Regions from separate parts of the Mus musculus genome. Here region 2 is linked to region 1. Evidence: chromatin loops called from intact Hi-C (ENCODE). Cell type or tissue: heart. All regions are shown on one strand.

Region 1 (8,000 bases):
TTTCACCTCCTCTATACACAATGTTCTTAGAAGTTGGGGTACAGATTCCTTAAGACACAAACAACAATGAAAATTACTAATTGACAGCACTGACGTTTTTTGGTGGGAGTACTTGTCCTAGATTTTATTCCTGACAACTGTGCTTCACGTTCATTTCCCTAAACTGTTATGACTAACAGCATGGGTTTTATCCCCAGACCCATCCAATTGTAGGTATCCCCACTGCTTTGTCCTGGCTACTCGGATCCAGATGTGATCCACTGTGATAAGAAAGCAATCCAACGACCTTCTCTCTACTTGGCTGGTATATGTCCAAGGCAGGCTTTGTGCAGAACAAACACAGCCTTGTTGACAAGAATGTTCCTCTCCTTGAAGTAGTTGAATGACCTTCCATGCATCTTTGGCACAACAATAGTGGTTCTCAACCTATGGGTCACAACCCCTTGGGGGGAGGTCACATGGCCCTTTCATAGGAGGTCACCATAGGATGGTTCTGAGACCATGAGAAAGCACATATATTTACATTACAATTCATAACAGTAGCAAAATTTGTGCTATGAAGTAGCAACGAAATGATCTTATGGTTGGGGGTCATAACAACATGAGGAACTGTATTAAAGGGTCTCAGCGTTAGGAAGGTTGAGGACCTCTGTTCCAAAGGCTCATTTCCTGTACAGCCTGTAGCCTGTTGTGCTTGTGGGTGTCAGCTAGGGTTGGTAGGCTCACTGCAGCACAGTCAGGTTTGATGGGATGCACCAGCTTTAAGCAGATAGGAAGCACATGAAGTTCTAAACACCGCAGACTCCTCCGCTACAGCACAGTCCTTTCCAAATGGCTAACCCTAACCAGGTATTTAACATCCCAACCGAGGTTTCCTTTCTCAGAAAATAGGAACAGCTGTAGGTAACCCAGAGGGCCACTGTAAGGATCAAGAGGACTTGTAAGACGCTTCACACATTCCGTGCCTGGTTATAGTGCTTGTAGCAGGCTTCCCAAGCCTCAGACAGTGTCCTGGTTAATTTTCCTACAAGAAAGCTCTCTGACAGCCTAGCTGTGTCCCGATGAGCTCATCCTAATTGAAAACATAAGGTGGAAATACATGCAGCACCCAAGTCACAGTGCTCCGCGGCTCAGCGACACAGCCCCCTGGAGAGTTCCGGTTGCTTCTCCAGAGGATTATGTGGCTAACCGGGAGCTGTTCACACCATTGCTGCCCGGCACGGAGAGTAGCATTGGATTCCATACGATGGTGGCGGGTGGGAGGATCCAGATTTAAAGTTTAAGAGATGGTTTGATGAATGTGTATATTTTTTGCACTGTCGTAAAGTAAAAAATGATGAGTCACACCATCATAAGTTAGGAGCTATCTGTGCTGTGTTAGAAGAAAAATCAAGATAATTACAAAAAAAAATAACATGCCTCTCATGTAAAAAAAAATTATAAATAAACCAGGCATGGTGAATTATAAATAAACCAGGCATGGTGACAAAGTATGGCGATCCTGTTTTGAGACAGCTTAAGCTGTGCAAGTGGTTCAAGGCCACGTAGTGAGACCTTATCTAAAAATCAAAGAAGAGAGCTGGGGGTGTTCTTCATGGTGGTGGAGTACTTGTAGGTACTTAGTATGTACAAGACCCAGGGTTCAATTTCCAGGACCACAAAAGAGTAAACATTATCTGCTTGGCATGGTGATACTAAACTGCAATCCTGGCTTTTGGGAGGCCAGGCAAGAAGGTCTTGAGTTTCAAACCATCCTGGTCTGTGTGGTTAGAATTTGACTCAAAAAAGTATACAGGAATGTTTAAATAAGCAATTTTTAAAATTAGCTGGAGCACCAGATGTTTGTTGGAGGACTTGGCATCCTGTGTGCTGAAGAGTGAGAGGAGATGCCCATGGCCTCATACAGGCCACAGGAAGCCTTACATATTTTCTAAAAGGGGGTTCTGACATAAGCAGACATGCCTGGCAGTCTTCTCCAAGGGTTGTTTCTGAGCCATCAGGTCTCTTTGGGAGTGAGAGATGTAGGAAGACCCAGGTACGACTATATGAACCTGGGCTAGATCACATTTTGTTATCTGGAGTATTTTAAAAGGTAGCACCAAGGGGAGTGGTATGAAGGATATGCTAGAAGGTGAGAGGAAGGGGCTTGTTGGCAAATGCCACAGTGAGACTGGAGGCCTCTGCTTGGACAGCACTTGGGGAAGAGAGTAGATCTGGAAGCTTTGAGCCTAAGTCCACAGATGTTTGTTGATGCTGATGCTGTCGGTAGGTAGAGTGATGGAGAGCCCTGTGTCCTACCCCAGTGAATTCCTTCCAGGGTCCTGGTTTCCAAGATCCAGAGAGCTGCTGTTGATGGGTATGTACAGTGTTAAGCACCTTCTTCAGAGTGCTCTGAGGACACATAGCTCCTTGAGTGTCCCCAGGTCTAGGAACAAACATCATGGTCATGGGACAGGTGCTCTAAGAAGTAGTCTCCCGCTGTTTTGGTCTGCTCAGAACTTTAGCTATGTTTCCTCTGGACCTGCCCTAAGCTATCTATCTGCTCTACACAGACCTCAGTGTTCACTCCTGCCTATGGGTCTGTGACCAACGTCCGGGTTAACAGCACTATGACCACCCAGCAGGTGCTCACCCTGCTACTAAACAAGTTCCGGGTAAGTGTGACCCCAGGGAACAACAGCTTTGCCAAGAGGCTGCTTTGCTGAGTGGTGGAAGGACTGGGGGTTGCTGGGATTGGCTTTTGGGGGAAAGCCGATGTGCCGGTGTCCCTGGGATTCTAGGCAAGGAAGGGTGTGGGGTTGGTCTGTACCCTTTTGCTAAAAAATGCTGTGGTTGGATTTCTTGTGGCTGCCTGTGCAGGTAGAAGATGGTCCCAGTGAGTTTGCACTCTACACCGTCCATGAGTCTGGGGGTAAGTGCTAGCTTCCGGTGTTCACACAGCAAGTGTGCTACCTGTTCTTCTTCCCCACACCTTCCCCTCCACCGTCAAACTTGGTTCCGTTCTGAGAACCCCTCTAAAGCAGTGTTAGGAAGAACCCTCTCCAGGCCCTTCTCATTAGTGAACCATTACGTAGCTCAGTTAAGAGAGTAGGACTTGTATGCCAGGGCTGCGACCTGATCTGCTCTTGTAAACCCTCTGGGTCCCTCTGCAGCCCATGGGCAGCTTCTTGTTGCTAAGCATTTCCTGTGTCCCCAAGTCTGTGGTCCCCCTCTGTCTGCTCTGTCCCGATTTTCTCTGTGCCGAGCCTTTATTAAATGATATATAGGAAGGACAATTATTTTCCCTCTACTCCCACTCACTGGATGGGCCTACAAAGTACATGAACCAAATGCAGGTCTACAAGAGGAAAACAAGCTGGCTTGCTAATGGGTCATCCCAGATAACCATGGAAGGTCCCAGAGATGAATCACCCAAAGGAATGCCCAGACTCCTTTTGTCATAGCAAGGAAGTCAACTTTTAGAGAGGTGAGAAGATGGAGGTGAATGGAGGGTGGAGGGGACTTTGAGGCAAGATGGTGACCAAGTATCAGTAGCTAATGGAAGGTGAGGATGGTTTTTAGTGGCATTCATTGTGTGGATTCCTCTGTTGCTGCCCCTGGGCTAACAAGGGTCTAGAGTTGGGGCTGGTGATTAGCTTCTGTCCTGACAGTATCTGACTTCTGACAGTAAATGAGAGGTCTCAACAGATTGATGTCTTGCTGCTGGGAAAGTGAGAAAAGCAGCTGTTTCTAGCCTCAATCCTGAGTCCAGAGTGCTGACCTAGGTTGGCCAGTTCTGCTGCCCTTCCATGGAATCATGTATCTTGCAAGATGCAGACCCACAGAAGTCTGAGAAAGATTCTCTGACTACCTCCCTTTTATCATGCCCCTGTCCTGATTACATACATACATACATACATACATACATACATACATGCATACGTACATACAGGGGTAGGTGGGCAATCCTCACATCCCCATGAATTTTGTAAAATTCTATTTCAGAGCAGACAAAATTAAAAGATTGCGAGTACCCACTGATATCCAGAATCCTGCATGGGCCCTGTGAGAAAATTGTCAAGATCTTCTTGATGGAAGCTGACTTGAGCGAGGAGGTGCCCCATGATGTGAGTGGGGGTGGAGCTGAAAGCCTGCTCCACAGGGAGGGACTGTGAGGCAAGACTTGAAGGAAGGGGATCTTGGCCCCAGTCTTCCCAGGCAGTGTATCCTAGGTTCTGTTAGCTTAGGGGACAGAAGAACTGGGGTACTCAGAGAGCTCAGCCCTGCTGGTTTCCTCATAAGTAAAACCGTTTCTGATGCTTTTGTTATCATGCTAAAGACTCACAGAGAGGCCCTTAACTAGGGCCAACTCAAGGGCAACAGGTATTAAATCTCAATGATAAAACTATACACAGATGTGCAGCCCCTAAACAAAGGGGCCTCCTTGGAATATGGGTCTCCAAGCTTGTGGCTGACTCCCTCAGCTTCCCAGGGCTGGGTCAGCTTCTTTTCATTGTTGAGCACAATGGTATTCCCACTCCCCACCCATGCCAAGAGCACTCGGGTGTGACAATGACACAGACTTGAATGCTTTTCCCAATATTTATCTCAGTGGCATTTCCTCCAGTGGATGAAGGTTGCCTTTGAGATAAGAGTAGTCCCTCCTCTCCCAGCACACAGAACTGAGCAATGGCAGCAGTAGGGCTGGGAAGAGAGGCGGCTCCTGTGTCCTGTGGGTACAGGACTTTGGCTTTGGCCACTAGGGAAAGCACATCTCAAGCCCTCATCTAATGCACATGTTAATGGTCTTGGATTTTCTAGGTTGCCCAGTACATTAAGTTCGAAATGCCGGTGCTGGACAGTTTTGTTGAAAAATTAAAAGAAGAGGAAGAAAGAGAAATAATCAAACTGACCATGAAGTAAGCATTACCCGCTGGCCGGACACGGTTTTGGCCACTAGAGAACATCTGCAGGGCGTACCTCTGTCCAAGCAGGCAGGCTTCTCCCTTCTGGAGACACCAAGTACAGTGGGAAGGCCTGCTGACCTCGGTCCCCAGTAGTACTCTCCTACCCCACTGATTAGTACCGATAGCAAGCTGGGGTGTTAGCCTCCTGAATTAAAGCATACACCTATCCAGGCCGGGCCTCTTCTCTGAGGAATTTGGAGCATAAGACAAAGGGCAGGAGCCTGGTGAGCCCTGGGTTGGCTTTCTGGTTCTGCTAATGACCAAGCTCCGATAAAGCAAGCACAGAGTCTGCTGGATAGAACCTCAGCCTAGTCCAAGGCTGTCCTACAGGCAGGAAGTTTGAGCCCAGTGGGAAGCAGTGATTGTTAACACTCAAGCTCTGGCTGCTGTTTGGGGGAGCAAAGGTCACCAGCATCAGGACAGGCTATGTGACATTAATGATGCTTTGGGTCCCAGTGATCTGTTTGTGATTCAGAGATGTGTGGCATGGGGCAGGATGTGTGAGGAACATTTAGGAGGGCTGGGCGGGGAAGTCAAGATGCTCTCTCCAATATGAGAGACCAGGAGCCGGGGCTGGTTTGGATTTTGGCTTCACACTAATGATCCCTAGAAAGCCATATCCACCCACAGGCTTCCTTCTGTGCAACTAGACCTCAGATGCAGTGGGGACTCTAGAGCATCGTACCCATCAGTGATGTCACTATAGGATTTTAAAGACAGTAGAGGCCTGGGAATCACCTGGCCAGTGGATTCAGTTTGGGAAGAACAGTTCAAAACCCAGGCTAAGGACGTAGCTCAGGTTAATTGCACAGCCCTGGCTCAGGCATTGTCTTCTTACAAACTGATCTATAGCCCTGAGCTGCATCCCAGCACATCCCTGTCCCTACTAGAGAGTCTGGAATAGAATTGCCAGCACTTTTCTTTGAAGTTCTGCACAGTCCGCTGCCCTGGAGCCTCCTTGCTGAAGGACAGAAGTGACTGCTAGTCGACCAGCTAGGAGCAGTGGTCTCCCTGCTCCCATCACCCCCACTCTCTGCTCTCACCTCCCTGGCCCTCTAGCCTTAGGAAAACCCCTTAGCTTTGTCTCTCTCCAGGTTCCAAGCCTTGCGTCTAACAATGCTGCAGCGTCTGGAACAGCTGGTGGAGGCCAAGTAACTAGCCAGAGCTTGCCTTTTGTGATGCCTGCAGTAGCAAGTGTGCATGGAGTCCCAGGGACCCAGCTCTAACTGATCGCTGACCAATGGTTGCTGCCCAGTACCCATGCTCATTCCACCTCTCCACGGACGACATAGCATCCTGCATCTCTAGTCTTGGTACCACGGTGAGCATGCACAGGCACACCCAGGAACTTGCTGGCTAGGATCTATGCGCAAAGCTGGCCTACGTGGTAATAAAGAGCCTTGGAACTGTGGTACCAGCCACATTGTATGGTTGATTAGTATGGCCAGCCTTGTTCCTGTGTATTTCCAGCTTGAGAGAGCTGTATAGCACCTATCCCTGGAGAATGGGTTTCATCTGCTTGCCCAGTGCCTGTCCCTGAGCCTCTGCATGGCCACAAGTCCCTGCCCTTATCACCCATGCGAACAGAAACTCTGTCTTCCCTTGCTTCTCATTGCCTCTCAGGAACCATTCTGGAGCAGGAGCTGCCAACAGTCGTGAGATATGGCCTGCTTCTAACTATTGCTTCACCATGATATCCTGGCTTCCGAGCCTCCTTTCCCAGCCAACATTCCTGGCCTAGAGGTTAGATCGGGACTAGGACTACCAAGATCTCCTCAGCTCTTGGCACAAATCACCCTTAACTTGTGAGTGTGATTCAAAGAAATCCTTGAAAGGAGTTGTCTTCAAGAAATATGTCCATTGAATTATGTTTCGGAAGTTGATTCATGTAGCTGACAGTGGATCCAGAAGGGTCAGTCCCCTTCACTCCATCTTGTGGATGTCTATATATGTCTCCTGCTTTCCTTGAGACAGAGCTTGTTTCTCTCTAGTGGATAGGGACAGCTCTCAATACTTCCTACCAAAGCTCTGCAAAACATGGAAAAACGTCTATTTGAGGACAAAAGGCTTCTAATCCCTTAGATACAGATACAGAACCACTTGTTTGCTGGCTGATTGAAACCTCTGGAATGAATGAGAAAACTATGCAGTGGTTTATATCAGTTTTGGGAATGATTGTCTAACAGCAAACTAAAGGCCAGCTTCTTCTCCTGAGGTCTGTGGACAGTGGATTTAAAGAGAAGTATGATGAAGGCCTTCGAAGACAGAGTTCCATCTTCAAGGCAGTGCATGTAGAAGCCACTCATGGAGCCCTGAAGAGCAGAGTGTGAGAACAGCTGTGCAGGGGGAAGCCACAAGGCAGGGTAGATGTCGCCTCTAGATTTTCCAGACCCAGCTCTGTTTCACAGAGATGCTCAGCTGCCAAGAGAGGTCTCTTGCCTCCTCCCCTCTTTGGCACTGTACTTTCTTCGGTGCTTAACAAACGCCTGTTGTGTTGAGCAGAAACTGCAGGACCAACCTTTCTTGTGCTTCTTCTTGTTGTGCTTATTGCCTTGATCTGTTTTTCTAATCCCCGAAGCTGTTGTACCACGCTATTAAGAGCTGCAGCTGACAGAGGAACCACCCACCTGTTGGAACCTGTCCACATTGACAGGACTTCTTCACCTCGTGCACGGTCTGAGAATTGGTGTGACGCCTGAGGCAAGGCTGCCCTGCTTTAGAACACAAGAAAGGACTCACTGGTGGTGGCCTGTGGATGGCCTGAGCAATAAAGTCATCCTAAATTGCAGAATTTTAGCATCAGAAGTGCAAAGGAATCTTCTAGCCAAAGACTCTGAAATTGAAAACCTGAACTGGATTTTTAGCCTCAAGACATCTGCCTGTCCGGTGCTCAGAGGTAATTAACTGACTTGACTGTTTTATGCCAGGCCTGTGCTAGACCCTGGAGGAACAAAGACAGAGCCTTGGTAATTCCTCTTCTGGAGGAGCAGACTTGGAGACAGTTATGCGCCTGATATTGAGTAGACAGCTAAGAGTGAATGGTACTGAATGGTA
Region 2 (8,000 bases), 1.4 Mb after region 1:
GGCGTAGGTTCCATCTGCATGGGCCACCAGGTTAAGCTCTGAGAATTCTGCCTGGAGAGTGACAGTACACAGTGAGTCTCAGTCCTGCACACAGCAGCAGCCATAGACCAAGCATCTATTTAGTTTCTCTGTTTTTCATATCCATTAGATTTCACCCACTACTCAAGGAAACCCTTTGAGTCAGGTACTAGAGAGAACCCTCCCCATCTATCAAAGGAGAAAATGGCAGCGTTACATGGCTTTTCTGAACAAACAGAACCTCTCACTGTGTCTTCTGATTCCCAGCTCAGCATCCCCTGCACCTCTCTGCAGAGACAGAATGTGACCAGGACAAGCATCTTCTTTCTTAGTCTCTGCTTGAAGTCCTGGGTTCTGGGTTAGGCTGCTGGGTTTCTGTCTCCCCTGTTCCTGACAGCATGTCAAACCCAGCATTGCCTTGCCTGGGTTTCTGGTTCTTCAGTCTACAACATATGGGTAGGTTTGTTTGTTTGTTTTTGTTTGTTGTTTTTTTTAATCAATCCAGACTATCTAACAAGTTGTTTTAAGAATGGAATACAGTCTGGGCATGGTGGTGTACTCCTTTAATCCTTGCTTTCTGGAATCAGAAGGTAGGCTGATCTTTGCAAGTCTAAATCAAGTTCCAAAACAGCCAGGGCCACTTAGAGAGATAATGTTGCAAAAATAAACAAATAACAGTAGTAATAGTATCCTATTATTCTGTAAATTCTAACACAGAGAGAAGGAAAAACTTGTTATTACTTAGAAAATATGTTATTTAAGCAGGCCATCTCCTCCCCACAAAGAACCTAATTTTCTATTACATGGAGCAAGAGGCAGAGGAAGGTAAACAAACAAACAAATAAACAAACAAACAGCCTTTCAAGCTCCCTGTAAAAACAATGGATTCCCTCTGAAGTGTACCCCTAGGGTCAAAGTAGGCAGACAATGAACCTAAAACATGTGTTCACTCAGAATCACACTGTCACCAACAGCATGGGGATAAGGTCAGTAGGCTAGGAAGACACTCCCCTTAGCTTCCTCATCTTGGAACCCTGCACTGCAAGAGACACTATTGAGAACCACACTGTTTGCCTCTGAACTGTTAAGTCAAGGAAATAAATGAAAAGCCCTATGCCAGGAGATGCACATTTGAGAACCCAGTGGGGGACTCTGGACAGTAAGAGATGGCTCACTCTGGGATGGTGGAGATCATGTGAGGCTTCATGTTGATTACCTGTTCCACCTTGATGTCATAATCTCCAAGGATTTTTTTGCCCCGAAAGCATTTGGCCCTAAAGAAAAGGAGAAGGGCACATGAATTAGTTTTGTGCAAGTGTGTGAACTCAGACATACAATCTCCTCAATAAGAGGACTACAGCAGATGGACCCCAGACTGAGAGTGGGGGGACTTGGGTTCAGGCTCTTGGTTTGCTACTGATTGCCATAATGCCCCAAGCAAGCCACTTCCTTTAAGCACCAATTTACCCACCTGCAAAATAATCCACAGTACCCTTTCACTTTCAACCTGTCATTTTATGATCTAATCTCCTGTATGACACAGCACACATACACACACACACACACACACACAGAGAGAGAGAGACAGAGACAGAGACAGAGACAGAGAGACAGGGTGAGAGAGTGTGTGTGTATGTCTAGAAATATGAATATCCTCCATATTGTTCTTGGTAAAGACTAGGCCAATCTTAAACACCTCTGATGTGTCCCTGTCTTCTAACCCTGTGTTTCACTCTATTTATAACTGTCATCAACCTGTACACTTTTAGGATTTAAAGAAGTTCCTATGGACAGGGTTGCATTTGGTTGAGTTTTTGGCTGAGAGGGTCCTGTGAAGATCCCCAGCCAACTAGGCTGATGCTAGGACAGATGGCTACTCTTCGCAGACAGACAGTGAGGTCCCATTGCAGAGGACATCCACACAGCTCATTGAACATGGAAAGGTTAATCGTGGAGCCTTCGCCCCTGTGTTCTTAGTGTCTTTGGTGCAGGAAGGTACTCTGTGGGTGACAGAAAGAGAATCATGAACGCCAACTGGACCACAAAACCTTTGACCTACAATCTGTCCTGCATGCAAGATGTTCTGGGGCAATCATGACACTGAACTTGTGGAAGTGGCCAACCAATGTCTAATTTAACTTAAGGCCCACTCCATGAGAGGGAGCACATGTCCAACACTGCTTGGATGGCCAAAAACCAGAGACTGGATATCCCAGAGACCTAGGGTAGAGCCAAACAAGATGTATCTTTAAAAAAAAAAAATCAATGAAATGATTCCTAATGGTATTCTGTTATATTCACAGATGCTTCCTCCAGCAGTAGATAGGAGTAGATGCAGAGACCCACAGCCAAACTTGAGGAGAAAGTCTAAATTAGATATCTCCATTGGGTCCCTACCCTTGGAGCTTGAGGAATCCCTGAAGAGGGGAGGGAAGATTATAGGAGTCAGAAGGAATGGAGGACACCAGGAACCACGGAATCAACTAAGCAGGGTTCATGGGGGCTCACAGGGACTGAAGTAGCAAGCACAGGCCTGCATGGGTCTGTACCAGGTCCTCTGTATATATGTTTTTGCTATTAGCTTGGTGTTTGTGTGGAACTCCTAACTGTGGGAGCGGGTGTGTCTCTGACTCTTTTGCCTGCTCTTTAGAGTCTTTTCCTCTGTTTAGTTGCCTCTCCAGCTTCAGTGTAAGGACTTTTGCCTTGCCTTTTTGTTTTGTTCTGTTTGGTTATTGTCTCTTGGAGGCCTGCTCTTTTGTGATGGGAGATGGAGGGGAAGCAGATATGGGGAAGAAGTGAGGTGAGAGAGCTGAGAGCTGGGAGGAGTGGAGGGGGGAGGGGACACAGTGGTTGGGATAAAGAGAGGAATCTTTCTTTCTTTTAAAGATGGAATCAGAACAGAATGAACGAGAGAGAGAGAGAGAGACAGACAGAGAGAGAGAGACAGAGAGAGAGAGGAGAGAGGAGAGAGAGATTGCTATTAATGCTTGATTTCTTCATATACATATCAGGAGAGCTGACAACCAAGGAAAACAGCTACAACCAAACATAAAACTCAGCCTGTATCACAGGGAAAACAAGTGATGCTGAGTTATGCAGTCCAGTGTCTTCCCAATCTGTCAGGTTGAGAGGAACTTCATCCTATGCATTAACGGCATCAGGCCTGTATGAGGAGACTACATTCTTGCACAGTTATATTTTCTCTTTCCTGCCTCTAATCTTCCTTCCCTCTATAAGATTTTTCTTCTCTGCTATTTTGGCTTTGTTCTCTGTTTGTAAAGATGGGCTGGGTACCTGCGCCTAGTAGACTAAATCATGCCTGCTTTTCCCCTGAGCTCTACATTCCCAACTGGCTTGTTCCATTGGAGGTTTTCTGAACCTCTTCTCAAAATAAAGGAATACACCAATATTTTATTTTGCATTGTGTTCTAGGAGCTGTATGCTAGTTGCTTATAAGAATATTTAATCCATAGCTGTCCCCTGAGAGGCTCTACCAGTGCCTGACAAATACAGAGGTGGATGCTCACAGCCATCCATTGGACTGAAAACAAGGTCCCCAATGAAGGAGCCAGAGAAAGGACTCAAGGAGCTGAAGGAGTTTGCAGCCCCATAGGAGGAACAACAATATGAACCAACTAGTACCCCCAGAGCTCCCAGGGACTAAACCACCAACCAAAGAGTATACATGGAGGGACCCATGGCTCCAGCTGCATACGTAGCAGAGGATGGCCTAGTCAGACATCAATGGGAGGAGAGGCCCTTGGTCCTTGGGTTCCATGCCCCTGTGTAGAAGAATGCCAGGGCCAGGAAGCAGGAGTGGGTGGGTTGGTGAGCAGGGGGAGGGAGAAGGGATAGGGGTTTTTGGAGGGGAAGCCAGGAAAGGGGTTAACATTTGAAATGTAAATAAAGAAATTATATAATTTTTAAAATGTTTGTTTGTTTGTTTGTTTTGAGACAGGGTTTCTCTTATAGCCCTGGCTGTCCTGGAACTCACTTTGCAGACCAGGCTGGCCTCAAACTCAGAAATCTGCTTGCCTCTGCCTCCCAAGTGCTGGGATTAAAGGCGTGTGCCACCACTGCCCGGCCTGTTTGTTTGTTTGTTTGTTTTAAAAGAATACTTAATCCTCATAATAACTGACCAGATAGGAAGAAAACTCTTTGAAACAAAAAAAAAAAAATTCAAAATTCTCAGGAAGAAAATGACATTTCCAAGGTCATTAGCATGTTAGTGGCACAGCCACACAGGACCCTGAGTGCAGTGCCCCATGCCACCCAGCACCATCTTCCTCTGCTGCTGTGTTCCTCCCGCTCTCCCACGCCATGGAAACTGACTTACCACATGTGCTGCACCAAGTTTTTTTTCCCATTTTTTTCTACTCAGAAGAGACTTAATGATGCTATAAGTACTTGTCCCACCACAAATACTTCCTTTCCTGGTTCCTGTCAACTTACTCAGGATAAGGCCAGGCTATTTCCTTTGCTCTATGGATTCTGGAACAGACCGTTCTAGGAAGTTGTCATTTGTGCTATCCAAGTCCCTGGCCACCCTGAAATTGCTCCTCTGAGGCACTGGGCCATCCTGGAGTTGGATCACTAAGTCCAACCCCCACCTCTGCCCTAATTCCTTCCTAAGTTTCACATCAGTTTGCTTCCAGGGCCCTGATCAACATTCATAGCTCAGCATGCCCCTGTAGCACATGCCACTCTCTTGACAGTTCTGTCTATGCATGGCACTGTCACTGCTCTGCAGATACTGGGCTCAGTCAGTCTTTGCTTATAATCATAAGCCGAACTAAAATAAATGACCAACAAGATGGCTTTTCTTTGGTTGTATGCCTGCACTGCTATCACAAATGCTCTCTTGATGCTTCCTCCTACCTTCAAGTCTCAAATAGCTTTTCTGTAAGATTAGTGTCAGAGACCTTCATTCCCTGTGAAGGTTAGCACTTTCAAAGGTTGTTCTTTGACATACTAGTTTCTCACAACTCTGTGAAGGAGCTAAGAGAGAATGCTTCCTGACCACTGGACTGCTGGGGAAACAGAAACCCCAAACAGTTCAACAGCATGCCGACTCACAGAAAACATCGTGAGTTAACTGAGAACTGAGGGTTTGCATCTAGATTCTACATGCTGCCAAGTTTTCTAACTTGCTCATTTATTTTGTGGGTTTTGAATAGTGATACTGGGGTATATTTATAGATCTTGGCTGGGATTATCTGCCACTTCCTGCACCTGCCCACTGACCAAGTTGGCTAATGGAACTATTTTCATGCCTTTCCTCCACCCCAACCTCGCAAGCTATCCTAATGCCTTTTCCTTAAGGTAATTTGTGCTGTTGGAAATCTCGGTTTGTGTTTCCTAGTTCAGGGTCACTGATTTTTTCCTGGCTAAGCTACAATGTTATCATCATAAAAGAGCCAAGATGGTAACAGACAAGGTGCAAACCCCTCTTCTAGAGGATGAACACATTGTTGAAGCAGCTGGGCCCTGGACCTTCTGATTAGTTTTCTAGAAATAATTTAATGGAATAAGTTCTATAACTTACTAGCAAATGACAGAAACACCTCCTGAACTTAAGGGGGTGCTAGCAGGAAGCAGTGTGCAAGGATCCAGAGGACAGATGCTCTGCAGCCTTGGCTGCACCCTTTCCTGGCTGGGTGGCCTTTGGAAAGAATCCTATATTTAAACAAATAATACCAAAGTTGTTTATATTGCTAAATTATTCAATCCATATTCAAAAACTACATAAAATGATAAAAATGTAAATGGTCCATTTTTCCATTCATCTCTTAACACATACAATCCCGCTGTCGTTTGCCAGCATGCCCTCCCAAGTAGGGTGGGGGTGTAAACATGACTGTGTGCTCTAAGCACACACATATGGCATCTTGCTACAAAAACTTTTTCGGGCCTTAATTTTCTCTCCAGAGTGTGTCTCAGTGATAGGCTTTTATGCACCCAGCAGTGGGATCCCTGTAACAGCTGCATGGAAGGCTCTCTCTATATGGTGGCTTAATGGATGTTTACTAGTGAGTAGATCTCCACATTCTTGGCTTTGCCTCACTGGTGCTACATGGTTTACATTTTAATATGTAGACATGGGAAATAATTTCTGTAGAATTCCTGATGCAAGAAATGGACACAGCTTCTTACAGAATTATCAAACTACTTCCCTCCTAACAAAGTTTGAAAGTTTGGAAATGTATTTCACCTACCTTGGTTTTCTCATACTATCCCTTACATAAGACGGCAACAGAGTAAGCACTTAGCATGGATTTCTGATTGACAATCTTATAAAATAATCCAGATTCATACCCTTGTGCTCAATCCTAAACAGAACCCAAGATGTACACCCTTGCAGCACAAACTAAAAATATCTGTATTGCCTGTGTTGTCAATTTCCCCCCATTGTAACATTTTCTTAATAAGCCTAGCAGCTGGGGATCCATGGGAGTTTAACAGCTTGCAGCTTCCTTAACGGGCCAGGTAATAAAACATCTCCCCTTATTACTAAAACGAGCAGAGGCGTCTAGATATAACTCTTGTTATTCAAGGAAAAGAATATCTTTAGTGGTGCATGATGGGGGAGGTGGGAGATGGCTTGCACCCAAAAGTTTGAGATTAACCTGGGCAACATATTAAGACTTTATCTCAAAACAAAAGAAAACAAAACAAATGTGGGTGGGGGAGCTAATGACAACTTAATAATTAGCAGTAAAGACTTGCTGAGAACCAAACACTAAATGCTTTATGTATTTTACCATATTTGATAATGTCTGGCATGCAGATGCTATGAAGAGAATTATGGGTATGAGAGTGAGATAAGAGATGGTAACAGATGTGTGTGAATATGGTCAGAACATATATCCATGTGTGAAAGTTTCATGCCAAAACCCATCATTACACATAACTAATATATACTCATAAAAATAAGTTTAAAAAAAGAAATGGTTGTACAAGCCTGCAATCCCACCAACAATGGAGGAGTGTTCCTCTTTCTCCACATCCACGCCAGCATCTGCTGTCACCTGAATTTTTGATCTTAGCCATTCTGACTGGTGTGAGGTGGAATCTCAGGGTTGTTTTGATTTGCATTTCCCTGATGATTAAGGATGCTGAACATTTTTTCAGGTGCTTCGCAGCCATTCGGTATTCCTCAGCTGAGAATTCTTTGTTTAGCTCTGAGCCCCATTTTTTAATGGGGTTATTTGATTTTCTGGAGTTCACCTTCTTGAGTTCTTTATATATATTGGATATTAGTCCTCTATCTGATTTAGGATAGGTAAAGATCCTTTCCCAATCTGTTGGTGGACTTTTTGTCTTATTGACAGTGTCTTTTGCCTTACAGAAGCTTTGCAATTTTATGAGGTCCCATTTGTCGATTCTCGATCTTACAGCACAAGCCATTGCTGTTCTATTCAGGAATTTTCCCCCTGTGCCCACTCCTCCATTGTTGATGGGATTGCAGGCTTGTACAACCACTCTGGAAATCAGTCTGGCGGTTCCTCAGAAAATTGGACATAGTACTGCCGGAGGATCCAGCAATACCTCTCCTGGGCACATATCCAGAAGATGCCCCAACTGGTAAGAAGGACACATGCTCCACTATCTTCATAGCAGCCTTATTTATAATAGCCAGAAGCTGGAAAGAACCCAGATGCCCCTCAACAGAGGAATGGATATAGAAAATGTGGTACATCTACACAATGGAGTACTACTCAGCTATTAAAAAGAATGAATTTATGAAATTCCTAGGCAAATGGATGGACCTGGAGGGCATCATCCTGAGTGAGGTAACACATTCACAAAGGAACTCACACAATATGTACTCACTGATAAGTGGATATTAGCCCCAAACCTAGGATTCCTAAGATATAAGATACAATTTGCTAAACACATGAAACTCAAGAAGAATGAAGACTGAAGTGTGGACACTATGCCCCTCCTTAGAATTAGGAACAAAACACCCATGGAAGGAGTTA

Evidence for each region. Hi-C counts contacts between places; a loop is a spot of excess contacts. Peaks named below come from ENCODE experiments on the same cell type or tissue, not always from the same donor. Only the 100,000 strongest peaks of a DNase experiment are listed, where the experiment ranks them.
Region 2: it touches region 1 in a loop (16-fold over the local background); 3 of 42 quality-filtered maps call a loop at or near these places.

Annotation. Positions count from the first base shown.
Region 1 is chr6:116,636,339-116,644,338 of GRCm38, reverse strand. It overlaps Rassf4 (Ras association (RalGDS/AF-6) domain family member 4), which reads left to right. Exons shown (of 11, transcript NM_178045.4): 7 at 2,553-2,654; 8 at 2,860-2,911; 9 at 3,985-4,106; 10 at 4,801-4,898; 11 at 6,041-8,000. The coding sequence ends at 6,101. Among named protein-coding and RNA genes, the nearest start is that of Mir7043, 5.7 kb to the left of the region's middle. In heart, a CTCF peak has its summit at 4,688; DNase peaks (open chromatin) are centred at 258, 4,558, 5,238 and 6,598; H3K27ac peaks cover 4,800 bases.
Region 2 is chr6:115,229,306-115,237,305 of GRCm38, reverse strand. Syn2 (synapsin II) reads right to left here. Exons shown (of 13, transcript NM_001111015.1): 2 at 1,235-1,292; 3 at 1-51. Among named protein-coding and RNA genes, the nearest start is that of Timp4, 19 kb to the left of the region's middle. In heart, no CTCF peak of the experiment used is centred here; DNase peaks (open chromatin) are centred at 4,545, 5,245 and 6,505; H3K27me3 peaks cover 6,152 bases.